7 separate regions of the Mus musculus genome follow, and all the other regions are linked to region 4. Evidence: chromatin loops called from intact Hi-C (ENCODE). Cell type or tissue: heart. All regions are shown on one strand. Region 1 overlaps Atxn7l1 (ataxin 7-like 1). Region 2 holds the start of Atxn7l1 (ataxin 7-like 1). Region 3 overlaps Atxn7l1os2 (ataxin 7-like 1, opposite strand 2). Region 4 overlaps Gm40874 (a long non-coding RNA gene). Region 5 overlaps Atxn7l1 (ataxin 7-like 1). Region 6 holds the start of Twistnb (twist basic helix-loop-helix transcription factor 1 neighbor). Region 7 overlaps Atxn7l1 (ataxin 7-like 1).

Region 1 (4,000 bases), 310 kb after region 4:
GAGGGAAAGACATGGGCAGGAGGAGCCAGGTCTGGTAGTACAGGCCTGTAAGCTCAGCTACTTGGAAGTCCGTGTCAGGAGGATTAAAAGTTCAGGGTCTGCCAGGGCTCCAGAGTGAGTTCAAAGCCAGACTGGACAATTTAGCAAGACTCTGTCCCTGCGATAGGTTAGGGGAGGAACTCAGCAATAAAGTGTTCGTCCAACATTGCAGGAGGCTTTGGTCACCAGCATTACAAGAAAGAAAGAGGAAGAGGAAAGGGGGGAGAAAGAGGAAGACAGAGTCCCCAAGCCATTAAATCTGTCTTCTTTGAACTGCCTTAATCCTTCCCCTGCAGCTCTCTGAGCACTCTCCTCTAGTTTACCTGCCTGTTGGAGATCACCCCTGAGGAAGGCAGAAGCGACAGAGCCCCTGGCTGATGTTCCTGTAGGCCACAATGACACAGGGAGATGGGCAAATGATTTAGTCCCTGAGCAGAAGATAACTGGGAATGTGCCCACAGTCCCAGCACATGAACCCATGATCCCAGCGCTCAGAATGCTGAGGCGGAGTGGGGATGACCCCATCTCAAGAAAGAGAGAGGAAACAATGGTTGTTTGGTCTTTTGAGCCACATTGACCATTTTGTCCTTTATTATGAACCTCCGCTCTGCCAGGGACCAGGCTCTGGCAGAGTGACTGCCAGCCAGGATAACTTTGTCACCTGCTGTCCCTTCCCACCACAGCCAGCCCTGGTGAATAGATAGTTGATGTTGGCTGATGTGGGCAAGAGGCAGGGGAGAGATGGGAAGAGGTTTTCCTCCCATGGATGGCTTGTTGCCTTCTCCTTGGGCCTTATCAACCTGCACGTGTGTGTTGAATGCTAAATGTGCTCCACTATTAAAAATGCAGGAGATGAGCCTGCTGTTCCAGAAGGAAAATGAGCCAAAGCAGAAGAAAAAGCAGCAGGCTCCTGGCCTCCCTGTGCACACCCTACCGCACGGTGGGGGAGGGGCTCCCTCTTTCCAGACGGCCCCTCCCAAAATGCTTGGAAATGGGAGGTGAGTCTTCTGGGAGAGAGGGGACATGTGGGAGTTCATGTGCCCTGGATGTCTTCCCGGTGTTTTATGGAGAGGACCCAGCCAGATGCCTGTGGGAGAGACCTGGGGCTTAGCTCTTCTAGCCTGGTGCTGGCATGAATCAGGGGTTGGTTCCCAGAAGCCATAGGGAGTCATATTGGGGTGTCCATGCAGGCTGTGAAATCTTTGCCTTCCCAGTACATGCTCTCCCTACACACACACACACACACACACACACACACACACACACACACACTCATATACACTCGTGTACACACTCAAACATGCACACACACTTGCATACACACTCACACACATGCACATGCATACACAGACACACACACATGCACTCATATACACTTACATACACACACCAACATGCACACACACATGCATGCACATGCATTCATATACACTTACATACACATGCCAACATGCACACACACTTGCATACACATGCACATGCATACACACAGACACACACACACACTCATATACACTTGCATACACACACAAACATGTACACACACTTTCATACACATCATACACACAGACACAGACACACAGTCACAGACACACACACACACACACACACACACACACACACACACACACGCTCACTGTGCTGCACAGAACTCGTCAGTGGCTTTCGATTGTTTGCCTACAGAGACAGAAGCATATGAATGAAAAGGAATGAATGGGAATGTTTGTTCTAAATGTGTTTGTTCTTCTCTGAAGTAAATGGGAGCAGCTGGTCACAGAGTCCCTGGCCATTTCCTTGCTGTGTTTAGGGTTCTCCTTAAAGGGAGAGCCTGGGCATGGGATGCCAGGGCCATTTCGGGTGTCTCCTCTCAACACTCCCTGACAGGGACATGGAAGACGTTCTTTAAGGAATCCCCATTTCTCTCCTGGGTCCGAATTGGCACTAGGGCTCGAGGAGACTTTCATGCTCTGGCCCTGGTACCCAGGTAACAGGCTCTCTGAAAGGACATCTTACAGCTCCAGCAGTGGGAGCCAGTGACCTCTGGTGGCCAGAAAGGGAAGTGTTCCCACTTGCTGCTCCTGAGACTAGCCAGCTCTAAGCCATTGCCAGGGACTAACTCACTCTTCCGGACTCCACTTAACCCCAAGTCCCTAGCCCCGCCTTCAGTGGCCTTCATGCTGTCTCTGAAATGATGTGAATCTTGATGACCAGCCGTCTCGTTCTTAGTTACGGGGGCAATGCACTGAGCATTTGATAAGGTCTGAAGCTGTCCTTGAGACCTTGAGACCGCAGCCCACAGCTGTTCCCAAGGGCAGCGTGTGCAGCATCTGATGCCCTACTGCATTCAGACCACTCTTTAGCTTGCTGATTCTCCCACAGTCCTAGGGTACTAGGGCTCTCCAGGAATACTTAGCACCCCTTGGTCTCCTGGTGGGGCTGGGGAGCCCTTTCTAAGCTCCACACCCTTAGAAGTCCAGAATAAGAGAAAACTGTGGAGAACAGGGCCTCCTTCATCCCACTGAACAGCCTAGAGGTGTACAGATAGCCTCCCCCAGAAGACAAGGTGCCCTGGACCCTCAGAGTCCCCATGCTGCCGAAGTGCAGGAATTGTCTGATGTTAGTAGGCTGGGCTTCCTGCTTACTCCTCTGGCAGAAAGCCCCATCCACATCTAAGCTGTAGTGACTCACCCAACCTTGGCAGTGCCTAAGGACTGAGATGCAGGATGCGGAGCCCTGGACAGGGGGTCTCTGAGTATGGAATGGCTTGTTCCCTTCTTCCATTTTTGTCTCTCCACTGTAGTCCCAGGATTGGTCTTCTCTGGGTGAGTTTGGAAGCCACCTGCTCCCACCTGTCTGTTGCCTCCCACTCTGTCCACTGCAACCGATAAGGACAGAAGGGACAAAGGGTTTCTGACAGTGAACCACGGCTTACACCTCAGGAGGGCCCATGAGAGAGTGAATGGCGTGGTTCTCTCTCTTCTGTTTCACTTCAACCTTGAGGCTGTGCTTCGCACCTAAGAGACCCTCTGGGCCCATTACCTCATCCAATTGTTCCAAATGTCATGTCTTCCTTTCACTGATAAGGAAACTTAGGCAGGCCTGTGGGGCTGAGATATGATAGTCAGGTCTGTCCCACCGAGGAAGGAGGGAAGAACTAAAACCCAGGCTTGCTCACTAGCCAAGCCCTCATCTTGTTACCCCTCACAAGGACAGAAGTCTGTAGGAGCTCGCTGAGACCCTAAGGCTAGGGAGCTGCATGCTTTATGCCCTCACCAGAAAGTATCCAGCCACAGGAAAGACAGGATTCAGGGGTGGGACACCTCCACAGTCAGTGAATTTGCCAGAACCTTTTATGTTATTTGCTTCTGATCATTTTGTGTGTCTGGAGAATGTTGTGTGTGTGTGTGTGTGTTCACGTGAGTGCGTGTACTTGTGGAAGCCAAAGTCAGGGGTTATCAGGTAGCATCCACATGCTTCGTTTTTGTCTTGAGACAAGGTCTCTTATTGGCCTGAGACTCACCAAGCAGGCTATGCTGATTGGCTAGTGAGTCCCACTGATCCTGTTCCAAGTTGTCCTGCAGTAGGATCACAGGCATGTTCCACCACACCCACCCTTACACTGTGCCTGCTAGATGTCAAATGTAGGCCCTCAGACTTACACAGCAAGCACTTTATCAACTGGGCTCTCTCCCCAGCCCCTGCCTCTGACCCCTTTCTACAATTCATCAAAGTCAGCTTATCCAAGCTCCCGTGTTCACCCACACACCACACCCCTAACTTGTCTCAGGGAGGAAATCTCATATGTGCCCTCCTTTATGACTTTGCAATGGAGTTAAGAGGCTAAGCTTTGCAGCCCATGGTGAAGATTACTAGTGACGATGTTGTCCCCTTCTTGGCCAACGGTGGGCCTTTGACGCGCTTTCCCACACGTTCTGTGTACCGCCAACCACTCTGCTGCCAG
Region 2 (4,000 bases), 120 kb after region 4:
TCCTAGGAGACAGGAGTCTGTTGACTCTGCCAGGAGCAAGGGGACTGGAAAGCAGAGGACACATTCCCATGGAGGTTGCCCTGCCCTGCCAGAATGCAAATGTCCTGGGTTCCTTCAGTTCTACTTATCAAAAAGAGTCTGTTCATCATGCCCGGCTCATTCATGGCTGGGCTCTAGTGCTATCCATTAACAAAGAGCTGAAATCCCTCCAACTGGTATTCCTAGGTGGCGAGGAGGATTTCTGATGTTAGTCCTGTTTCTAATCTATCACCAGAAGTGAGGTAGGAAAAATAAACAACATGGTCCAACCAGCAAGGTGGGTGGTACACTTGCCTTCCAGGTGCTGAGAAATCTTAGAGAAAAACGAATGGTGTAGGTAGCAAAGTCCTCACAAATTGAGATGCTCAGAGAAATTTAGCAAGAGTGGCAGATGGGATAGATGGATTCATTTAAGTCGAAGTCTATTAAGCAATTTTGGGGACATGTTTGAATGGAACATGTTGGTTTTTTCCTAGCTGCCTCCAGCTAGCTCCCAATGATGGTCCTAGTAGGACACAAGACGTTACACAGCTAAGCCACACCATCGACCCACATATGCTTACATTCACCCAAGGTTCTGCATGGTCCCCTTTTCTAGGCAAGACCAGACCTCAGCTTACTATAAGATCTTCCCAATTTCTAATATGCAGAGCAGATTCCGTTTTCTTGGTGACACATTTTTTCTGAACACTCTTAGCTCATTTCAACTTCCGCCAAGGAACTGGCCCTGCCGTGAAAGTCCATACCCTTGCCACACTGGTCTGGGGTCACTGTACACATGCCTAGCTTCCCTGAAGAGCTAAGCATGATCGTTCTCCAGCTGCAGCTCTGTGAAGACCAGGATGGATCTCCCTCTCTCTCTGACCCTGGGCAACCGGTCCATGAGAAACAATGTTATTTAAAAAGATGCATGGGTGAAGTAATGTCAGGTACAGCGCCTGGCTCATCTAAGATGTCAAGGTCTGAGAAATATTTCCCAAACCACAAGTATTTAAAGTAAGGTAATTCCTTACCCACTGGCACCTTAGTTAGGTAGCAATTCATCCAAACCTGAGAATTATCCATGTCCCATAGAGGCAGGCCCACTCGCGCACACACATCACAGCTGAAAACAAGCCTCCAGAGGTTCCTTCCCCGCCCCCATCCTAATGCAGGTTTTGAGGTTCATGGTGCTGAGTGCCAGGACATTCCAGCCCCACCAGAATACAGCCCAGAATTAAGCAACGCTTCAGTGTGGAGCAGAAGGGCTCCCGGGGACAGCAGTGGTAAGAATGGAAGGATGCTTCACAAATAGAAAAGTTATTGATTACGGGGGTAAGGGTGTCTTTACAGTTTAGGGAATTCCTAGTAAGCAAACAATTCTAAAGAGGTAACAGAAGGTTAAGGTCTCATTTACCAGCCCCTAGGGTCAGAAGAGACATCTCAAAGCGCCACGCGTCTACACACCTGGCAGTCAGGTTCTCCGGTGATGCGAAGTCCTCTGGCCAACCTGCTTGCTCTGTGCAAGTGCTGGGTCTGAGGGAGGGGCTTAGCATCACCCAAGAGCCTTGAGCTCGCTCAGTCTCTGGTGTGCGCGGAGCAAAGTCTCCGCAGTGGCTCTACCAGCTGGGACACACAACCATCGCACAGATCCCCGGGAACGCCAGAGACAAAATGATTTTGGAATTTTGCCTGCTATGAAACCAAGGATGGGATGATCACTCCCCTTGCCCCCACTCACCGGTTTCTCGGAGTTATGTCCATTTCCCCTTTGCTTCTGACTCCTGAAGGCATCTGCGAAGAGACCGGATTCCAAGGCTCACCGAGAGAGGAGACAGGGTGAAGTGGATGGTAGCTGGGAGGTGTACTCTCTAGAGTCCCTGCTCTACCCTGAGGGATAAGGATGGAGGGGTGCAAAACAGCCGATTTCGTTCCCACTAAGCCTCCGGGATCCTTCTGGGACGTCGCATGGTGGGTGACTGGGACTCTGGGAGGAAGAGACTTGCAGCGAGCAAAACTTTCGGTCCTCCAGCGGCGACTGGACGAAAGAACCTGTGCTTCTTCCCGGGGTCGCGCCAGGGTTGCTGGCTGGACAGGGCGGCGGGGCGCAGCATCCTGGCGCGAGGCGACCCTGCCCGGCTGAACCGGCGGCGCACTCAGGCTCTGCTCTCAGCCTGCCGGACTCCGCGCTCTCCCGAGCCCCGCGCACACGGCGCCTCTCTGGCGCCCCCAGCGGCTGCACGCAGCACAGCAGGGCCGGGCAGGGCCGAGCGCGCCCCGCCTCCCGCCTCCTCCGCCGCCCTCCTCCCCCTCTCAGAACACTCAATGTCGGAACGTTCCGAAGATGACGTCGGAGCGTTCTCGAATCCCGTGTCTCTCGGCTGCTGCTGCCGAAGGAACAGGGAAAAAGCAACAAGAAGGAACAGCAATGGCGACACTGCACCGCAAAGTGCCCAGTCCGGAGGCGTTTCTGGGCAAACCCTGGTCCTCCTGGATCGACGCCGCCAAATTACACTGCTCCGACAGTAAGAACCCCACCGCCTGTACCTCCTTTTATTATCCTGTAACCTTTCCATTCACCTAGAGCCACTGGGAAAAAGTGTGTGTGTGAGAGAGAGTGGCCCCCGGCGTCCTCCATGCTTCTCTCTCTCTCTCTAAATAAATACACACAGACACAGACCATCAGAGCACAGAGAGGCCCGGCTGCCAGCAAAGCTGTCTGTCTGTCTGTGCCTGGCTCTCCGGGGCAGGCAGCCTGCGGGGTGGGCTTTCGCAGCCCCACGGTGGTGTCTGTTTAAAAGGCGACTCTGTTGCTGCTTGCATAGTTTTTTTTTTCCTTTCCTTTTTTGGGGGTACCTATCTGGGCCAGGTAGATGGAAAGCCAGACTCGGGAGAAAATGTTGCATTGTCAAATTTTGCAAGATTTTCAGATACAGTATTTAGATCGATCTGTTTGTCAATAAACACTCTCCCTCCCCCCTTGACTTTGGCATCCCCCCTTTTTTCCTCATTTTCTTTTTTCCTTTTCTTTTTCATCTGCAGATGTAGATTTAGAAGAGGCTGGAAAAGAGGGTGGCAAAAGCAGGGAGGTTATGAGGCTTAATAAAGAAGGTAAGTGGAGCTCTTGGCATGTTAGTGTTAGCTTGTGTGGCAGAGTCTTCACAGGCTTTGGAATATAATGTGAATTGTTCTGTTGGGTACAGAGTGACTAAGGCTTGTCAGAAATTGAGCACGCCCAGGTGACTACTGCTTCACTGTTAACTTCCTTCTTCGAAGTATAAATACAACTTGGGGGGGGGGTCTTTCAGTGTGGGGGAGGCTGTGGAAGGCAGAAGTTTACTGCACTCCGCTGGAGTCCACATTGGTCTCTGCCATTCTCCTTGGAGCACCATTGGCCAATGGTGGTGGTGGGGTTTGAAATCCCTGAGTGAGGAGGCATGGGGCTCCCTTCACAAGCATTCCAGCCTCCCTTGTATGTAAATTCACAAGTTTTAATGAACCCCACATGGTCGGTCATTCCGGCAGCTTCTCCACTCTCACTGAAAACCGTTGCACATGGCAAGCCTTGGCTGCAAGTAGCATTTTGTTACTTGTTGCTGGTCACGGTCACAGACTGTAGGCAGTGACCAGGGTTAGGGGTTATCAATATGTGCAGATCTTTGGCCTGCACTCTGACCCCTCCCCCCACAAATCTGTGCTTCCCAGCATGAAAATATGATACCTGAAAGGGGACACATTGAACAGACAATGACCCCAGATCTGGCATGTGAGTGAAGCCATTATGTCAGGCCTGGGCACACCATACACCTTTGGTTGTTGTAAATCAGTGATCCTTGTTTGCAAGCCTGCCATTGGTCACTCTGGCCTCTGGCTTCAAATGGAGCCACACTGGAGGACCTACTTTGTGCTTAAAGAAAGGATGGGTTCGTTTGAATTGTGATGCACTATCTGGAGTCTTGTATGGAGAACTGGCCGAAATTGG
Region 3 (4,000 bases), 350 kb after region 4:
GAGGCTTGATGAAGATTCTGTGTCTATTGAATGTGTGCACATGAGCAAAATTCTGAAGAAGGGCACAGTTCTGACAGAGCTCATGCTCAGATTAACCCAAAAGCACCTCCCACCCCCAGTGAGTTGCCTCACTGAAAAATAATAGATTGTCCATAGGTCCAAAGAAGAGGCTCACCAACCAAAAGATGTCACCAACCAAACCAACCAAACAAAAGTGGACTGGGCATATATACAGTGAAAAGTAATACAAATAAACTCTTTCTAAAGCTCTGTTTTGTATGTGTGTATTTGCTTATATGAAGCTTGTTGAGTAAGGTCAAAGCATCAAGAGAGCACGGAGAGGGTCGGAAGATGGTTCAGTCTGTAAAGTGATTGCCTCACAAGTATAAAGACCTGCATCTGATCTCCAGCCCCTGCATAAACAGCCATGCTCAGCTGAGCATGACTGGAATCCCAATGTTGGGGAGACAGAGTCGAGGGACATCTCTGGGGCTTGCCTGCCAGCTATCCTAGCCAATCAGCGAGCTCCTGGTTGCTGGTTGAGCAAGACAATCTGTCTCGAAAAATAACGTGGAGAAGCAACTGGGAAAGACATCCAATGTCAGCTACTAGCCTCAACACACACACACACACACACACACACACACACACAGAGAGAGAGAGAGAGAGAGAGAGAGACAGAGACAGAGACAGAGACAGAGACAGAGAGACAGAGAGCATCAAATCCTCACAAGAGGCTATCGGCCTCTAAATTGAAGATCTGGAAGATCAGTGTATGCTTAGGATTACTCAAATTACTTGAAAGACTGTAAGGAGAGACAAGTAGACACTGGGAACTGAGTAGAAGCTGCAACCTGGCAAGTCCTTGAAGATGAAACACAGAGAATGTAAATCTAAGAGAAATGGGATACCTTCCTGCCAGAATCTGGCATGGTTTTGTCAATGTTGTTTTGTTTTTTGAGGCAGGACATCACTAAATAGCCCTGACAGTTTTAGAACTCACTCTGTAAACCAGACTGGCCTCAAACTCACAGAGATCCACCTGCCTCTGCCTTCCGAGTGCTGAGATTAAAGGTGTACGCACCACCCTTGAATTGAGATGTTTTAATGGAATCACGTACTGCTGCACAGTCAAAGAGAAATGCCGGTTGCAAGCGCAGCAGGGTTCTGTAAGGTGTAGGTCATGTGACCCTTCTGGGGCTACCATAGTCTGGATGGCTAAAGGGTATCTACTCTTGGGTTTTTTTTCCCCCAGATTTTATTTTGTTTCTGCGCACATGGCTACTTTGTTCACAGTGCTAGGGAGTAAACTGTCTTTTTACAGTTACTAGTTATTCAAGAGGGGCATGCCACAGTAAAGATTTGGAGGTCGGAGGGCAGCTTGCAGTAGTTGGTTCTCACCTCCTGCCACCTGCATCCTGGGAAATGAACTCAGGTCACAAAAAGGTGGCTGCAGACACCTTTTCCCACTGAGCCATCTCACTGACCCTAAACCCAGCGCTGTGTTAATGCCACACACGTGCTCTGCCACCAAGCTATACACTCAACTCTGTTATCCTGCAGTTCTGAAGATCAGAACTCTCTAGTGGACATAAAGGATCCAAAGAGAATCCTCTTCCGCTATGACTGGTGGCTGCTGGCAGTGCTTGGCTTAGAGACACACCACAGAATGTCTCTATCTTCACACGCCCCTCTCACACTGTCTCTTTTTTAACTATAAAGGGGACAGCTCTGGCCTCGGATGCTATAGAGCAGTCATGAGAACCAAGCAAGGAATCTTATACAAACACAAATATCCTAGGTTAGAAGGCACCAAGGGAGTTTGGGATTGGAAATGGGAGAGTATTTGTTTTGTTTTCCAGCGAAGGAGGAGCACGTAGGATCTTAAGCTCACCCACAGTCAATGGGTGACAGTGAGGTTGAAGAAGCAAGAGAAAAATGGCTCCGGTGTGGCAGCCCTGTCCTCCCACCGTGGCCACTGCGGAGCAGCTGGAGAGGGGTTGGTGCCGGGTGGACAGGCAAGGCTTAGATAAAAGTCTGTGGTGGAATGGTTCTTAGAAAAAAGCACAATGGCCATGTGAACGCGATCGCCATAAAGGTCGAGCATTTTGAAAACAGTATGGTGTTTTGTTTTCTGGCGCTCTGGAAGAGAAGTTTGGCCATAGCTAATGACAGAAAAACGGAGACCGACTTCAACACTAGAGAGCGCTGTGGCTCATCAGTACTGGCCTAGGAAGGAAAGCTTAGTAGCGAGAAAATTCAGAGCTGGCAAGGCAGTGGTGTAATGTGTCCTGAGCAGTGTCACTTGGGAAAGTAGAATCAAAACATCCAGGGGCTGGGGAGATGACTCAGCAGGTAAGAGCGCTGACGGCTCTTCAGAGGACAGGAGTTCAGTTTCCAACATCCACAGGGCAGCTTAACAACTGTAATTACAGACCCGGGGATAGGATGCCCTCTACTGGCCTCCCTGGGCACTGCATGCACGCGTACAGACATGTGCGGGTTAAAACACCCACACACGTGATCAAACAAAGCTCCATTGTCTCCTGGACAGGAATCAGCAACAACAAAAAAGAGTCAACTCAGTTTAATGAGCAAACAACAAATATTAATGGGGCAGCCTCTCCTGGGTTTTGTTTTTTATTACTGTGTTCAATTATCTTTATCACAAATATTTTACACACAAGCATCTCAAAGTGTTGGTTAAATTGGTAGCATCTCTTTGGTTAGTAATTAAATGTTTTTGTTGAGACATAAAGAATGAGGGCGCAAGATGGAGAACCATGTAAAGCAAGAGTGGCTACTGGCCTTTGCCAGAAAAGGGATAATTCCTTGGCAGTGACAGGGAAGAAAGCTTGGGATGGAGAGAGGGAGGGAATTCCTGTCTGATGCTGTCCGCATTTTCAGGTAGGCAAGTGGGATGTGTGTGGGAGCCGGAGAGAAGTGTGAGAAAAGAGAAGAATGACATTGTTGCTGAAGAAACTGGATTGACAGCAGTGTTTGGGAGCACATTTGCAAAAGACCCTGATGTGAGAAGATAGCCTTGTGTAGGGGTTGAGTAACCAGGTGCACAATAAGCCACCCAGAGCCAAAGCTCTCTCAGGCAAACTAAGACAAAATCTCTCATCATTTTGCCACAGGCCCAGCCCACCAGATCTCTGAGAGGGGCCACTCGTGACTGTACTAGCATTGTGACTTCTCCCTTGTGCACTGCCACAACCAGATGTGCACTGCCACAACCAGGTGTGCACTGTCACAACCAGATGTGCACTGCCACAACCAGATGTGCACTGCCACAACCAGGTGTGCACTGCCACAACCAGATGTGCACTGCCACAACCAGGTGTGCACTGTCACAACCAGATGCGCACTGCCACAACCAGGTGTGCACTGCCACAACCAGATGTGCACTGTCACAACCAGGTGTGTACTGCCACAACCAGATGTGCACTGCCACAACCAGGTGTGCACTATCACAACCAGATGTGCACTGCCACAACCAGGTGTGCACTATTATAACCAGATTTGTGCAGCACTGGGGATTGACTCCAGGACTTTGCGCATGCTAGGCAAACACTCTAGAAGCACACACCTCCCATTTGTTTGTTTTTGTTTGTTTATTTACAGGTCAGACGATAACTTGGGGGAGTTAGTTTTTTCCTAACATGTGAATTCTGGGGATCAAATTCAGGCCATCAGACTTGGTGGTGAGTATGGCTACCTCATCTTACAAGCTCAGCTAAGGGTTGACTCAGAATGGTCCTGCTGAGCAAAAAAGGAAACTGAGGCACACAGGTTAAGGGAGGAACTATGAGCTGGCAGCTGGCTGCTGACAACCTCACATATTTCCCCTTCAGCTCAGTGTTCTCCACACTGCACTTCCTAGAGAAATCATCTCTACCTACGTGATCCTCCCTACGCGGTCCTCCCTAAGCCGCTCTCTTCCTACAGGTGTCTTAAAATTTGATCCATTACCTGGTTGGTGTACTCAGGTTTTTCT
Region 4 (4,000 bases):
TTAACGGCTCACAGACTCTCCACATGGCTCAGGGTCACAAAGCAACTTGTGCTCTGAGTCAATGAAGCACTCAGCTTCCCACGTGTCTGGCCCCAGGCCTTTGTTACGTGCTGCTTTGAGCATCTCTGTCCCTCTGCCTACCCCCATCACCAAGACAATCCCATCTTGAAGTAGTCCCTGGCTTCCTGCTCGTCCAGACTCATGATGCCTCACTGATGGGCACAGCCTAGATCATATGCCTGAGGCCTAGCCCAGAAGACTATAACAGAGCTCTGGTACCTGCCTTAGTGAGGTACCCTCTAGAACACGGCTGTTTGTCAGTTTCCTGTTACTATAAGAAAACACCTGAAGCAGTTACCTTATACAGATAAAATGCTTCCTTTGGCTTATAGTCCTAGGAGGTTCAGTCCAAGACTGGGAAGATCTATTTCTTTGGGCTTCTGGTGGGGGTGCAAGATGGCAAGGGCAGAGAGCACATAGCAGAGAAAAGTTTTTACCCCCAGTGGTGGGAGGAGTGTGGAGGATGGAAAGAAGCTGTCCAAAACTCCCCTCAAGGACAATCCCCAACAACCTAAACGCCTCCCACCAGATCCCACTTCCTAGTGGTTCCACTGCCCTCCCCCCTCCCCCACTGTACCTCCTTGGAGCAGGGACATGCCCTTACCAGGATCTTTGGGTGAGCCATTTCCAAAGCAGTGTCATATTCCCCAGGTTTGGGAAAGCTATTAAAATGCTGAGCTGCCAGCCATAAGACCATGCCCACTATACTATCCCTAAACGGTCAGGCTGCTTATCTCTTCCTGGCTCTGGAGAGACTGAGAGATTGAGCCAAGGCTCTTTGTTTCCACATGGGCCCTCCCAATTAGCCATGAACCTATGTCTGTTGTAACAAAGGGAGGCTAGTTAACACTATTGGCCAATAAAACTTGAATTAAAACATGGCTTGAAGATATTTCTTCTCAGTGAGTCTGGGTGACTGGAAGCTCACGGTGTCCTCATAAAGAAGGTATCCAGCGGGTCTCCAGTGAGGGGTCATCAGAGCATGGCTGTGCTTCTAATCGCCTTGGAACCCCTACAAATAGCTGATCAGCTTGTCTTGGCCATGTACACATGCAGCTCTGAGCTGATACCAACAAAACATCTCCCAGCCATGAGTGAGAACCTAGCAAGGGTCTCCTGGTTTGAAAAGTTTTGCAGGAGTCTAGGATGCTCCAGCTGGTCACCTTGGCTTTCTGCTTATATCTGTGAACTGCTTTATTAAGATGCCAAAGTCCCTCATTGACTTTTTTTTGTAGTAACGGCAATATTCCAGACACTGAGCTAACACTGAACATGTTCTGCCCCTGTGAAGCCCTCAGATTAGCCAGAGCATACATGAAGTGAGGGAGAAGAGGTAGGGGACAGACTCGTTTATGTGCTATTACTTTGAAAGATGTGCAGCTTTCCCCTTTAAGCAGAGGACTCCGAACTAAGACAGGAGCATGGTCATTCTAACTTCTGAACACATAATCCGACGATAAAGCATCTCCTGGTGGAAAACATGAGTGTCACCACCAACACGTAGATAGTTATATTTAATAAATGAGAAGAATCAGGCCAGAGGAAATGATGATCACTTCAGAACATCTCAGGCGTGCCAGGCACACACAGCTCCTGGGAAGCGCCGGAGAGGACGGTATGGAAGCCAATCCCCCACCTCCGGAGTGTGATATGTCTCACTACACTGTGAACGTGTGCAGAATCTTGGCCCTGGCAGGACATCTTTCTCCCTCCCTCCAGCATCACTATTTCTGAGGAGGAGGCAGCTGCCTAAGGAGACCACTAGGTGTCGCTGTGAACCTGTGAGATCCAGGCCTTCTATTAAGAAGGGCATGGCTAGGTCTGTTTTCAATCAACACGTTGTCAGTTTTTCTCCCCGAGGCCCCAGGGGTGTGCTAGGAATTTTGATTTCTTGAGAAACCCTGTGATTCAGCTGCCCTTTGTCGGTCCTGCTTGAGAGAACAGAGGTTGTCCTTGCTCCTGGAAGCTCCACTCCAGGCAGGGGGCTTCCCAGCAGGAGAGCCAGCAGCCAAAGCCCCTCCCTCGGGTCTCTCTTCTCCTTTCCCACCTTCCTTCCCCTTTCATTTCTACCTCCTATCAGTGACCTATTCCCTATCAAGTCCCCATCCCAGAGGCCTTCTTTAACCCTTAGGACGGTTAGGATATCCAGAGCAGAGCCTTCTTTTTCCTTCTGACTCAACCTCAACCCTGCCCCCTGAGATCCTTCGCCACAGTACCAGCAGCTCTCTAGCTCAGTGGTTCTCAACCTACCTAACGCTGTGATCCTGTAATGTGGTGACTCCCAGCCAGGCGAAGAACCATTGCTTGGTCCTTCTGAGCTTCAGTTCTCTGTAGGTAGTGTCTTCAGGTGCACACACTAAGCAGATCAATCGAAAGCTCCCAGGTATATCAGCATATGGCAGACATAGGTGGAAAGGGCTTTAAATTACCATGGGGACACTCATATAAACACAGTGACCTGCACAGCCAGACAGAATTTTGGACCTTCATTCGCCTGCATCTGTGGAAAGATATTGTTAAAAAGATGGACTCTAGGAATGTCCTTAGAGATTCCCACTCTGCGGCGTACTATAACCTCCTTACTGTGACAGTACTGATTAATTTGTGAAAAGACAAACTGGGGGCTGCCTTGGTCAATAGCCATAGTTTGCTTGGCAAAGGGCCATGATAACTGTCCTGGAACCTTCTTGGAAAAGGCCACTTGTGGGTAGCTGGCTGCTGTCTTCCCTTCCAGGTTTGGGCGGCATTTCCTGGTTTCCAATAACCACATTGCTGCTGCTGTTTGGGGGAGGTGGCAATGAGCCAGATCCTGACCTTGGATGCCTGAGGCTGCTCTCTGCAAGTGTTGAGACCACAGGCCCCTGAACGACCTGTGCAAAAGGAGTGAGTGACCAGCCTGGAAGGACTTCTCGAAAGCACATCTGGGTCAGACAGGTGAAGCAAAGAGGCAAAAGAGGAGCAAGCACCTCTACTGGCAGACGCAAGTAACTGCTTCCCTTCAGCCTAGGGAAGAAACGAGTCTCCTGGTTCTCCGCCTTGGGAGGCACCTGAGGAAAGAAGAGCCTGCCCTTGCTGAGCTGCACGTATGCCGTGTGGTCCTCTCATCTTGGGCGCCATTATGATGTATAAGTAAGTGTGTGGTGGAGCTAAAGAGAAGCCGAATGACTTGTGCACTCTGAAGACAAGCGGAACTGGAAACACTCGAGGATGTGCAGAATGGGCTGATACCAGAGGCCAGCGCTCCCATCTGAGGCCATGGTGATGTGCAGACCGGTGCTGCCGCTGAGCGCCACGTCTGAGTTGATGTTTGTGGCACATGTTAACACCCCAAACCATGCAGATGTCCCTGGTCTGGGCTGAGGCCTGCGGCCATCTGCTGTTGATGTCCAAGGACTGCCCAGAGAGGGCCCCGCCCCTCGCCTGCTCTGGCATTCTGGGAGAGCATGCTGCACCTCTCCTGGGCAGCGCAGTGGAACTGGCTCGGATTCCGAAGAGCCAGCTAGAAGGCGGGGAGAACAGGAGAGCTGGTCCCACCCCTTGCAGACACTTTTCCTTTTTTTACACCATCCAAAGTAAAGGCCTGGGTTGGGCCGGGCTGTGGGAGACTCAAAATATCCATTTAGGACCTGGTCATCTTCAGAACACAAATCAAAGGCCTTCACAGTTGAGCCTTGCCCATACAGGCAGAGGACACATAGCTCAGCTGGTTTCCTGGCTCTGTGGCTCCTGAACGAAGTCTCCAATCTTCACTCATCTGTTCTAAGAAGCTGAAACTCAGAACCCACTCAGGGAAACCTGTGAGGTCAGCAATGAGGTGTCGAGATGTGAGAGGCCTCACTTATTAGCCCATGGCAACCCAGAGGCTTGTCCAGACCCGCCCTCGGACTGTTATGGCTGGGGTTGTCTGCTGGTCTGAAAGGTACTCCAAACCAAGCCTGGC
Region 5 (4,000 bases), 240 kb after region 4:
GGAGTCCAAGCAAGGGTGAAGACCTGGTAGCCACTTGACTCAAATGTTAGTTGGAGATTGCTCATGGTCTCCTCTCTCTGCAGAGGATTGCCTTAACAAGCACTGGACTGCCTGTCCTGATTGCTGTCCAACTGTGGCATCTTTGAATGATGGCAGATTTTTCTCACCATGACAACAGCTGCCTCAGCTCCGAGAAGCGGTCTGAGTTTGGTTTTGTTTGTGTGGATTTGGGTGTCATGTTTTACATCTTCTGGCACAGAATCTCTTCCATGTGTTTGGGACTTCACAGTAGAGAGAGCACATTTGTGCTTGGATGTCTCCACCTCCTTGGACATTCCCAGTATCCCTGTGGGGTGAGGCTGGAATGAGATCTTAAACCCCGGCTTACCAGAAAAGAAACAAATACTCAGAATTCAGTGTTTTTTCTTTCAGAGTCAGAAAGTTAGTCATTGGCATATATGCAACTAAATTTTTAAATTCCCCGAACTTGAGAGGATTATCAATCAGGACAGAGAGACAAAGTAATGTTCCAAATACAATCTTAAACATGCAGTACTGAGCATTTAACGGGACTCAAAAGCATTAGTGAGGGGCAGTGGGTGTATGGGTGGATGGATGGAGCGCCTATAGGCGAGAAAGTGGCCTTGATTGCTTTTGTACCCTCGTGTCCACCGATAAATATTCGTTTAATGAACAATCCACTTCATAGACTTAAACTTTAACACCAAGTCACACAAGGATTTTGTAGAAAGGTAACTAAAAGAGACAAGGTCTCGGGGCCTGGAGAGATGGCTCAGAAGTTAAGATCACTGACTGCTCTTCCAGAGGTCAGGAGTTCAATTCCCAGCAACCACGTAGTAGCTCACAACCTTCTGTATTGGGATACGATGCCCTCTTCTAGTGTGTCTGAAGACAGCTATAATGTACCCTTCCTATACATAAAAATAAATAAGTAATTTAAAAAAAGAGAGAGAGAGAAGGTCTCACTGTGCCACACAGCCTGGCTCCAGTCTTCCTGCTCTAGTCTCCTAAGTAGCTGAGATGTGCACCAGCTCTGAACATGTACAGTGTGACGATTTATCAATACCTAACAGCACACAATTAGTCTTCATTTGATTTAAAAAAAAAAATCACCCAGCTAGGGAAATGCATCAGTAGGTAAAGTATTTGTCACACAAGTGTGAAGACTTGAGTTTAGTTCCCTGGAACCTGGGTACAGCTGGCTAGCTCCCATCTGTTCTCCTAGCATTCTGACGGCAGCCAAGCTAGCCTACAAGTCAGAGCGATGAACAACAAAGATGTTACATCTGAAAACAAGGGGGGAGGTAAGGACTGATTCCCATGCGAGTCCTTTGATCTCAAGATGCTTGCCAATGGCGCACACACACACACACACACACACACACACACTCCACACACACTCCAGAGGTTTTTAAACTCCACTCGTTTCTATGGTCCTTCCACTGGTATTGCATGCCCGCTCTTGCCTGCCATGCTCTAGATTCTATTCCAAGTACTGGTGAGGCCACAAAGAGCAAAAGGGAAGTGCTTACTTTCATGGAAATCACCCTCTATTTAAGGACCTCAGACAGTAAGCAACTATATTATTACTGGGGGAGGGGAGCACGGTGGGAGTGAAAAATGAAGATGGGTAGTGATGAGGTGGGGGGTTGCTATTTTAGCCACTAAGGTCTCTATGATACAGAGAGGAACTCAGACGCTGTGGACTGAGTCACACCCACAACAGCATTCCAAGCAGAAGCAGCGGCAGGTGAAGAGGCACCTAGGCAGGAGGAGCATGCTTAGTAGGAGTGAGGAGCAACCAAAAATTCATTGAGGCAGACAGCTAAAGGGGATTCAAAGATTCTGAGCAGGGGCCATGGAAATGGCCCAGTGCTTAAGAGCAGCCAACTTGGGTCTACGTGGCAGCAGCTCACAACCATTGTAATGTCAATTCCAAGGGATTGGCGCCCTCTTCTGACTTCTGTCAGTATTGCATACACAGTATGCCTATACATACAGACAAGCACTCATACACGTAAAACCAAAATAGTTTTTAATTCCAAACAATAAAATGAAGGACTCTCCCCACAACTACTACCACCACCATTAAAATCAGCTACAACAAGTTTAGCGGTTATATACAAGTCTGACAGTGACCCTGTCCCCACCCAACATAGGCGCTATTTTGTTCAATGTTGGTTCACACATTTGAGGGCAGCTGTGAACTGCTCAAAAGTCACTGCCAAAGTAAAAACAGAAGATGTGTCTATAAGCTGTCTGAAATCTGTACTTAGATTTTGCCTGCCTGTCTTCCTTCTTTCCTTCCTTCCTTCCTTCCTTCCTTCCTTCCTTCCTTTTTTTCTTTTTAGTTTTCAGAAGAAATAAAAAAATAATGTTTTAAGGGTATTCTTTTAAAGACAGATGTTACTCTTGGCAGGCCGATTCTAGAAGAAAACTGTTTCCTGTGTGTGCATCTTATGCTACATCAGTGAAGGACATGTACTACCATGGTCGAAACAGTGTTGCTCCCTTAATATTAACGAGAAAGGTAGTTTGCTCAGCATACCTCAGTGGTACCCAACGTCCCTTCCTGTCCTGGTTCTCCTCTGCCGTGGCTCCCCCACGCCATGCCTGTTCCTCCATTTCCTTACTATTTGTCACCTTGACATTTTGGAGAGTATTAGCCCAGTATGTCACAGGATACTCTCTGTTAAAGTTGTGCCTATGTTTTCTTCATGATTAAGCTAGGGTTAAGCTTCTTGGCGTAAGGACCACAGATGTAAAATGTCCTCACACCTTATCAACGACAGCTGATGCTCAGAAGGGCTCCTGTTAACACGGCTTCTCTCCACCCGGCTGAAGAAGTTTCTGAGGTGCCCTTTGTCAGTTTCTCCAAAGAGTGACTCTCTCCTGTCCCCACCCTTTCCATCCTTCATTCTCTGGAGGGAACCACAGAGCACAAGCCACTAATAAGTGGGATTGACAGTCCCTGTCCTGTGTGTAGAATGCCCAATGTGGTCTTTTGGGACTTCTCTACAATGAGAAGTTACATTTTCTCCTCCAACTGTCTCTTTGCTCAGACATTTACTTATGTCAATGAGGACTTACAATTCTTTAATTTAGGGCCAGCAAAATGGCTAAAGGCCGTTGCTGCCAAGCTTGATGATCCACAGAAACCACAAAGTTGCAGGGGAGCTCCAACTGCGCAGCCATCCCCTGGCCTCTGACACACAGTCAATTGTGAATTGATTGACACACAATCGATAAATGTAGTTTTAAGAAATTAATCTTTAATTTAGACCAAGGGGTATCCCACCAGAGAATGAAGGGTGGAAAGGGTGGGGACAGGGGAGAGTCACTTTGTTGCTTAGGCAGTCCAGTTGGGGCTGTATTCCTATGATTGGGAGCCTTGATCATTTTTTTTTTTTTGTCGTTAGAATTGTATAATTTTTTTCTGCTTTTTCCAGCATTGCAGGATGCTTCAGGTTCATCTTGTATATGTCCTGTCCCTGTCTAAGAATCAGTTATTTCTCCAAAGAGTCCAAGTTCCTTTCACTGAAGAGTAATCCAAGGAGCCAAGATCTAGGGATGAGACATACTCTCTGTCTCTGAGTCTCCCACTTGGCTGACAGAGCAGAGAAATAAGTCTGTGTATCTTAACCTATGTATCTACATTTATAGATAAACATAAACATTACATACCTATAAATGTGTCTGAATGTCTCCACCTGTGTCTGTATTAGTTCAATAGGGATTCATTTCAGTGTCTCTGACTCAAACCCATCCCGGTAAGGACATTATTTTATTTTATTTTATTTTATTAGACTTTGCCATTGCCTATCCATAAATTTCTACTGAAATAGTAAGAAACCTGGCCGCCACCCCGTGCTATCTGTTTTCTTAATTGTTCAGTTCTAATATGCACGGGCTGCAGTATCGGAACCGTAACTCCTGGGAGCCGGCTTCATCAACTCTGTGCAGTGCTTACGAGCCGGCC
Region 6 (4,000 bases), 400 kb after region 4:
ACAGCAATTTGTAGGGAGTTTCTAGGGGCACTGAGAGTTTTAAATGTCTCTTTCCCCAGCTGTGAGAAGCCCTCTTTCTTTATAGATCACAATGTGAATAAAAATAAATGATAGTAAATGAATACTGACTGACAGTCCCTGTATATGTTGGTGGACTTTCCCTTTCCCCATTTGATAGCTAGGGTCAGATCAATCATTTCTGCTCTCTGGGTTGAGGTACTTGGCTGGGGTCCAAAATTTTTTCTGTTAAAGTAACTACTGCAGCTCCTGTGTACCTGGTTTCATCAGACAAGAAGGCAGCAGGATCGATAGCAGTGGGTTTCTCAAACTGAACTCGGGGATGGGCCAGGTCACACAGTCATTATGTGGGCCAGGTCACACAGTCATTAGACAGCCAGCATTCTGGTGTTCCTCATTGGAAGGTCTCAACTGTGTGCTCTGAGTATAAAATATTGACCCAAAGCTAACTTAAAAAAATTAAACTAGAGGGAGCCACCACAACTCTTAGACAGGTGGGCCATCCTGTGGCTACAGGGTCCAGTCATCACAGGGTATTTTCATGGCTCCAAAGTTTGGGTTAAAACCCTCTTGTCTGGAAATTCTAGGGTTGGTGTGGAAGTCAGAGCTGTTTTTAAGGCCTCAAATGCCTTTTGTTTAGTATTAGTCCAGATTAGGGGCTTAGTATCTGCTTTGTGCTAGTCTATAGACAGGCCTTGCTATTTCCATAAACTCTGATATTCAGAGCCAGCAATATACAGCTGTCTTAGTCTTTGGCATTGGAATCTGAAGGATGGTAACAATGCTATTCTGCGGTGGGCTCCTCTTGCTTCCCTTCATCAGGTAGCCAAGGTAGGTAGTTTTTTATGAAGCTGGGCTTTTTAAACCAACATTTTGCAGCCCAAGATGTGCACAGTTCCTGCACCCAAGGCTTAGAGATCATAGTTGAAGAAGGTGGAGGGTTGTAAGAGCTAGAGGAACAGTTTGGGTTGTTAGGACATCACGGTCCAAATGAAGGTTTCTTTTTTATCCCTTGGGCAATACAAACCCTTGTGCTGATATGGTTGATGTCTGGGTATACAAAAGAAGGTCAAAGCTGGTAGCTGGGCTTAGCCATTTGAAAAACATGTCACAACACTCTCACTGTGATATAGCAGAAGGCAGAGGGACCCTAGATTGGAGAGGTATGGTGTTAGCAGTTCAGATGTTGCCTTTGCAATTTGTGGCCTGCTGCGGTGTATGATTGGGTTCAGCAGTGAAAATCTCCACGAATGTTTCTGATTCCTTATTGAACAGCTCAGGCGCATAACAATGTATCAGGCCTCATTGCAGCTGGAACCGGGCACTCCTATCAATAGCCATGCTGAATCCAATAAAGACAATACTCAGTTGGGAGTAGTGGCTCGTGCTTTTTATCCCAGCTCTCTTGTGGCAGAGGCAGGCAAATATCTAAATGTTAGAACCAAACCAGCTTGGTCTACATAGCGAGTTTCAAGTCACCCAAGGCTACATGGAGAGATACTGTCTAAAAACAAAACAAAAACAGAAAACCAAAAGAATTAAAACAAAACAAAACAAAACAAAACAAAAGCTCAAACCATTAATTCACTAGGCCTTGACCCAGTATTGAAAGAAACTGGGAGCTTAAAAAACAAAACAAAACAAAACAAGCTATTTTGGGCCTCTGCCTTTTTATACTTAGGTGCCCAGATCAATAAATTCAATAAATTCAAGCTTCGCTCCATAACTGAGCATACTTTGAAGTGATGAACATCTGCCTATAGATATCAGAGAACCGCCTCTGGATATCACACATGCTCTATAGGTACACGGCCTCAGAGGTTTATCTGGACTCGGGAAAGAGCAGCAGCCCTCTGCTGGTCAAACCTCTATAATGCAGCTTTAGAAGATTAAAAATCCCCAGGCCGCGGTCGGTCGCCTTTTGATGATGTCAGCCATCATCAACACTCAGAGGTGAGGCGGGAGGAATGCTTGCGTCATCCGTGCGCGCCCCGAAGCACCCAGCCAAGCCTCATGGCTGCGGGATCTGTGGAGTCTCAGCGGTCCCAGGCGGCCTCCGAGAGGCCCGTGGCGGGTCAGGCCGGGGTCCTGCCTTGCCTGGAGTTGCCGAGCTACGCGGCGGCGTGCGCGCTGGTGGGCAGCCGCTATTCGTGCTTGGTGGCTGCCCCGCACCGCAGGCACATCGCCCTGTCGCCCCGCTACCTGAGCAGGAAGCGCACGGGCATCCGCGAGCAGCTGGACGCCGAGCTCCTGCGCTACTCCGAGAGGTAAGATGTCGCCGCGTCCTCCCGGGAGCCCCGTCTCTGCTGGCCAACGGGCCCTCAGCTCCGTAACCCCACGGCGCCGCGGAAGTAAAGTCGCACGAGCTTCGTGAACCTTAGCCCCGGCGTCTACCGTCGCCTTCGGCGCCGCTGGCCTGGATGCAGTGGCCCGGTTCCTGGGGATGAAACTGGCTGGTGTGGTGTGAGTGGCGGCTGCTGCAGTGCTAAAAGCACTCCCCGTGTGGAGACTAGAGGTGCCCGGTGTCTAGAAACCCACCAGGCTGAGCTTTGGGTATTAAACGTTTCGTTTAATCACTTCCGGGTGTGTTCTCACCTAATAATGAAAATTTGCTGTCAGTATTATTCTCCTAATGTGGAAGCCGGTTCATTGCAAAACATAGGCAGGTTTGTTTGTAATTTCATTGTTCCCCGTCCCCCCGGGGGGCGCTAATTGGGGATGAACGACGAGCCTAATTTTTTGTAGGAATAGAAAGTTCACACACACACACACACACACACACACACACACACACACACCAGTGCATTTATATTAAGCACTAGTAAGAATACCTTGAAAAAGAAAATCTCAGAATTTCAATGGGAAATGATATGCCATAACACTTCACAACTAATTTGGCGGGAATGGGGGCAAGGTTCAGAGATACCTGAGATGACATCGATGTCTTTAGTAATTCAATGACACTTCAGAAATTGCAGGGATTGTTTTGGGGCAAATTATCCAAAGCAGTTACCACTCTCGAGGACTTTGGCAGTCAGCCCCATTAACCATCCAAGGTGGTCACTAAGCATGGAAACATAGTTATGTTAAGTAGTCTAACCAGCTTTTCATTCATTGGGGAAAAGTTATTTAAAGATGCATAATAGGAGCCACACTACAGACGAGAATCGGATCATTTCTGTAACAGAATTGGATAATGCAGCCATGTAGAATAGAATACACTGTTTAATTGAGCTGGACACCTCTCCTTGTTACTGTGCTAAAGGTATGCTAAAAGAAGCCTATTTTTTCCAATGCAAATTAGGTTTCAGTATTACTTGAGTATTAGTTAAGAGTAATAAAAAGTCAATAAAACATTGAAAATATTGGGAATTGTATTGTCATATTAATTGTCCTGTATTATTTGTACCATTTATCCTGTATAGTTTATGTTTTTAGGCTTGTGGGCAATACTGAAGGAAGCATCAGTAGGTCTGTCTTCTTTTTGTTTAAATAATAATAATAATAAAAAATAGAATTGAGACTGCAGTGTTAATGCTAAGTCTTCTCGGAAGCATTTCCTACTAGACAGACAGTGTGTTGCCTTTCTTTCTCCGTGGCAGGACTTTATTTTACAAAAAGTATCCCATTACAACTTTGGACTGTTTTCTTAGAGAAAGTAAGTAGTTTTCTGAAATCACATTGTATCTTATAAGTTGAACTTTTTTTGTTTTTTGTTTTTTTTTTATAAGTTGAACTTTTAAGAGGTCATTTGTGTGTGTGTGGAAAGAAAACAAAACAAAGCATATTCTTTTCCATTTGGCCCCCTTGGGTTATTTAAAAATGTCAAATGTATTCTATCTTACTGGTCCCCAAAGACTTAATGCTACATATTCTACATATCCTAGGTGAAGTTACCATGTGGACCTCATGTGGTTTATGTATTGAGATACATGTATATATATTTTAAATAAAGAGAAAAAGATACTTAGTGTTAGGATAT
Region 7 (4,000 bases), 250 kb after region 4:
TAAAATATAAACAGATTCTGGGTGGTGGTACATGCTATTAGTCCCAGCACTTGGCAGGCAGAGGCAGGCAGATATCTATGAGTTTGGGGCCAGCATGGTCTACAAAGTGAGCTCCAGGACAGCCAAGGCTACACAAAGAAACTCTATCTCAAAAATTAAAAATAAAAACCAAATGAATAAATAATAAACAGAAACGTATGTATGAGATTGTGTCTAGAAGCCGGCTCTGGTGGCCCTGTCTGTAATCTCAGTACTCGAAAGGCTGAGGCAGCAGGTGCACTAGAGTTTAAAGCCAGACTGCAATAAAAATTAGACTGTTTTGTTTTTAAGTGTGCTATAGATTTATCCCTCGTAGCAAAGCTTGCAAACAATCTCCGTGCTCACTTATACCAAGAAATGTCTAAAATAATATTTTAAAAACATAAACATAACACAAAAATGTCCATGATGTAATGTGATAGAGGTAGAAGGTGATTACTCCATACAATCACACTTATTTTTATGTTAGTTATGTGTATGCACATTTGTTTTTTTGACGGCATGTGTTGCGACACACCAAATGTGTAGTACCTGACAAGGCCAGAAGGGGGCACCAGATTCCCCTGGAACTGGAGTTGCACAGGGTCTTGAGCTGCTGTGTGCATACTGGGAATTGAACCCTGGTTTTCTGCAAGAACACCCAGTGCTGAGCCATTGCTCCAGCCCTGAATCACATTTTTAAGATTATGTGCATATTTTAAAAAACTTGTTGAGACTTGGCCTCATGTAGCCAAGAGCAAACATCTGATCCCTTTTGCCTGAGATTCCAAGTTTGTAACCACACAATTTATATGGTGTTGGGTTAAAGAGGAACCATGGTGGATACTCTTGGTAGGTGTCCCATGCTTAACTAATTTTTTTGTATAGCCTAGGACCACTTACCCAAGAATGGTGCAGTCTAGAGTGACCTAGCTCCAATTACATATGTTAATAATCAAGATATCTACACATATATATTAATCTGATGTAGGCATTGTTCTCCTTTTTCTCCTTCCCTCTCTTCCTCTCTTTCTTCCCTCTTCATTGCCCCCACCACCACCACCACCACCACACACACACACACACACACACACACTCTGATAAGGTCTCACTATATACCTCTGGCTAGTCTGGAACTCGCTATCTAGACTGGCTGACCTCTAATTCAGAGATCCACCTGCCTTTGCCTCCCTAGTTCTGGGATTAAAGGCCTATGCCACCATGTCTGGCTTAATCTTCCCTTCTCAGATGACCAGGCTGTGCCAAGTTGACAGTTAAGGCTAACCAAGACTGATCAACCCAGGACTCTGTGCACGTTAGGCGAGCACTAACAAGTAAAATAGAGTTCCAGGACCAGCAATGTATATAGACAGACAGACAGACACAGAGATACATAGGCAGGCAGACTCACACATACACACACACACACACACACACACACACACACACACAGAGAGAGAGAGAGAGAGAGAGAGAGAGAGAGAGATACACAGAGACAGAGAGAAAGAGAGAGAGACATACACACATAGACAGACACACACACACAGATACACAGAGACAGAAAGAGAGAGACAGACAGACAGACAGACACATACACACATAGACACATACACAGACACAGAGATACATAGACTCACACACATAGATACACAGAGAGAGACAGACACATACACACATAGACAGACACACACACACAGAGACACACACACACAATAGTGTGGGGACTGGGTGAGTTTTGTTTTCTTTCTCACCACATCTGAAATTTCTAAATCTCTGTTCTACACTTGATGTTTTTATAATTTAAGTCGGTGCCAGAGTTAAGGTATTTCAGGACCGGTCATATGCTGGTTTGATTGTTTTATTTTTCTAAGCCAGCATCTAAAAGGATCAGAAAACAGCCAGGCTCTATTGGAGACAGTCTGTCTTTTGGGGAGTCTCCAAACGCCGAAAATAATAATGAGAAAGCGACATCTGTACAGGCCTCCGTTCCGCCACCTACATCCTTTTATTGAAATTTCTCCTCACAGAGATGAAGGGTAACTACTGGCTTGCCCCAGTGGGATTTTTATTTATATAATGAAAGCTCGCATTACATTTTTTTATCTTAAAAAAAATCCTTTCACTTCTTCCCGCACCCCTTCCCCCGATGGAAAAGCAGACTTCATGGTGCCATCTGAGAATAAGGTTAGCTTCAGATGATTCAGGTGTATTCTAAGAACCTAAGAACCCAGAGTCTTACCTCTTCCTATGTCCCTTTCATTCTTTTACCCTTATTATTCAGTTTAGGGGGAGGTTATGTGTGTGTGTGTGTGTGTGTGTGTGTGTGTGTGTGTGTGCATGTGTCTGTCTGTCTGTCTATATATATCTCTCTCTGTGTCTGTGTGTGTGTGTCTATGTGTGTGTGTGTCTCTCTATGTCTGTCTGAGTTTGTGTATATCTGTGTGTGTATGTGTGTTGTGTATGTGTCTGTCTGTCTCTCTGTATCTGTGTATCTGTCTCTCTGTGTGTGTATATGTGTCTGTCTATGTGTGTGTCTCTCTGTGCGTATCTGTCTCTGGGTATGTATGTGTACTTGTTTCTCTCTGTGTATGTATGTCTGTGTGTCTGTCTCTATGTGTGTGTATGTATGTGTGTGTGTATGTCTGTGTGTATCTGTCTTTCTGTGTGTTTGTGTGTGCCTTTATGTCTATCTATGTGTCTGTGTCTCTCTGTGTCTATCTGTGTGCATTTGTCTGTGTGTGTGTGTCTATCTATGTGTATGTCTACGTCTCTGTGTGTGTGTGTGTGTATGTGTGCACGCTGAAAAGTGAATCCAGGCCATTGGTCACATTAGACTTGTGTTTTCCCTTCCCCTGCCTGTGTCTGGTCAGGATGGTCCCACCACTGCAAGCAGTAGCCCAGCTTCAATGGGGCTGGAGGTGGAAGATGCACTTGGCTCAAGAAGGACTAATATGTCACAAGTGTGATCTGTGTTCATAGCCAATTTGTTGCCACTATTCTTCCTTCTCCACCTCCTGGGTGTGCAATGAGGGAACGTTTTTAAAAGCATATCAAGAACCACAGTTTTACCAACTGCTGTTGGGTAACGGATGAAGACCAAGCTGTTCCTTACACGTAAATCTCTTTGGTTCATGAGTGTGTCCCACTTACCCCCTGCCCCCAACACACACCCAGTTTGTTGGTAGAGCTCTTGATTGTCTGGGGGGGGGCGTGGACTCTTGAGTGGGTCTGCAGAACATCTTCAGGTGTTGCTTATATAGCTTATCATTCCACTCAGCCAAGCACAGAACCTCCTCCCTCTATTTGAAAGCTCATTTCTTGGTTTGGCAGACAAAGGAATTCAGGATCATACTATGGTAAGGCATGACAGGAAAGGAAATGGAATTCCAAAAAGTGGGGATGCTCTGAGAATGGCCGAGGCTACTTCTTCCAGAGTGTTTCCTGGGTGCCACATACACGTCACAGGGTTGGCTCCTGTGGGCTCTGGAAGGTAGATACTGTACTCCCATTCCCAGGTGAGGAAGATGAGGTTCCAAGAGGTCAAGTCGCTCATGAGCTTCACTGCAGAGTTGCAGGGCTTACACTGGAGTGAATGGCACTGCCCCATGCCCAGGGGTTACAATGGTGTGACCACTGCTGTAACCAGGATTTTTAGGACATGCCTGTTCTAGTTTACCACACTGCTGTGCCTCCCAAGACATTGTTCTACATAGTAAAATATATATCTAGGTCACATTTGCACTGTTCTTATTGGCTGTTCCTGGGCTAGGCTGTAGCTCAGTGTTAGAGCACCTGGTGACCAAAGGCAAGGCCCTGGGTTCCATTGCCCAACTTCACAGGGAGAGAGAAATGAAGTATATATAAAGCAGACTTGGCAGCTCACACCTGTAGTCCCAGCACTTGGGAGTACAATTGGAGGTCAGGCTGGGTGACAGAAAATTTTAGACCAGCCTGAGATACAGAGTAAATCCTTATCTCAAAG

What was found. A loop is a pair of places that touch in the nucleus more often than their neighbours do. Peaks named below come from ENCODE experiments on the same cell type or tissue, not always from the same donor. Only the 100,000 strongest peaks of a DNase experiment are listed, where the experiment ranks them.
Region 1: it touches region 4 in a loop (4-fold over the local background); 24 of 42 quality-filtered maps call a loop at or near these places.
Region 2: a loop joins it to region 4, with 4 times the contacts of the local background. A loop is called at or near these places in 12 of 42 quality-filtered maps.
Region 3: a loop joins it to region 4, with 6 times the contacts of the local background. A loop is called at or near these places in 12 of 42 quality-filtered maps.
Region 5: it touches region 4 in a loop (9-fold over the local background); 40 of 42 quality-filtered maps call a loop at or near these places.
Region 6: it touches region 4 in a loop (6-fold over the local background); 12 of 42 quality-filtered maps call a loop at or near these places.
Region 7: a loop joins it to region 4, with 3 times the contacts of the local background. A loop is called at or near these places in 12 of 42 quality-filtered maps.

Annotation. Positions count from the first base shown.
Region 1 is chr12:33,332,010-33,336,009 of GRCm38, forward strand. The region is part of intron 4 of Atxn7l1 (ataxin 7-like 1); the gene reads left to right. Among named protein-coding and RNA genes, the nearest start is that of Atxn7l1os2, 61 kb to the right of the region's middle. In heart, no CTCF peak of the experiment used is centred here; a DNase peak (open chromatin) is centred at 2,082; H3K27ac peaks cover 228 bases; H3K27me3 peaks cover 357 bases.
Region 2 is chr12:33,145,373-33,149,372 of GRCm38, forward strand. Atxn7l1 (ataxin 7-like 1) reads left to right here and starts at 1,599. Exons shown (of 11, transcript NM_001374022.1): 1 at 1,599-2,543; 2 at 3,061-3,129. The coding sequence starts at 2,363. F730043M19Rik (RIKEN cDNA F730043M19 gene) reads right to left here and starts at 2,214. Exons shown (of 6, transcript NR_015602.3): 1 at 1,760-2,214. In heart, no CTCF peak of the experiment used is centred here; a DNase peak (open chromatin) is centred at 2,349; H3K4me3 peaks cover 2,307 bases; H3K27ac peaks cover 1,361 bases; H3K27me3 peaks cover 1,307 bases.
Region 3 is chr12:33,377,854-33,381,853 of GRCm38, forward strand. All of the region lies in intron 2 of Atxn7l1os2 (ataxin 7-like 1, opposite strand 2), which reads right to left. Among named protein-coding and RNA genes, the nearest start is that of Atxn7l1os2, 15 kb to the right of the region's middle. In heart, a CTCF peak has its summit at 2,434 (motif pointing left); a DNase peak (open chromatin) is centred at 2,298; H3K4me3 peaks cover 761 bases; H3K27me3 peaks cover 868 bases.
Region 4 is chr12:33,025,461-33,029,460 of GRCm38, forward strand. All of the region lies in intron 2 of Gm40874 (a long non-coding RNA gene), which reads left to right. Among named protein-coding and RNA genes, the nearest start is that of Gm40874, 31 kb to the left of the region's middle. In heart, CTCF peaks have their summits at 1,829 (motif pointing right) and 3,072; a DNase peak (open chromatin) is centred at 1,841; H3K27ac peaks cover 530 bases; H3K27me3 peaks cover 591 bases.
Region 5 is chr12:33,267,979-33,271,978 of GRCm38, forward strand. All of the region lies in intron 3 of Atxn7l1 (ataxin 7-like 1), which reads left to right. Among named protein-coding and RNA genes, the nearest start is that of Gm38649, 12 kb to the left of the region's middle. In heart, a CTCF peak has its summit at 1,982 (motif pointing left); no DNase peak of the experiment used is centred here.
Region 6 is chr12:33,427,624-33,431,623 of GRCm38, forward strand. Twistnb (twist basic helix-loop-helix transcription factor 1 neighbor) reads left to right here and starts at 2,001. Exons shown (of 4, transcript NM_172253.2): 1 at 2,001-2,285. The coding sequence starts at 2,032. In heart, a CTCF peak has its summit at 1,873 (motif pointing left); a DNase peak (open chromatin) is centred at 1,968; H3K4me3 peaks cover 1,697 bases; H3K27ac peaks cover 898 bases.
Region 7 is chr12:33,280,408-33,284,407 of GRCm38, forward strand. The region is part of intron 3 of Atxn7l1 (ataxin 7-like 1); the gene reads left to right. Among named protein-coding and RNA genes, the nearest start is that of Gm38649, 24 kb to the left of the region's middle. In heart, no CTCF peak of the experiment used is centred here; no DNase peak of the experiment used is centred here.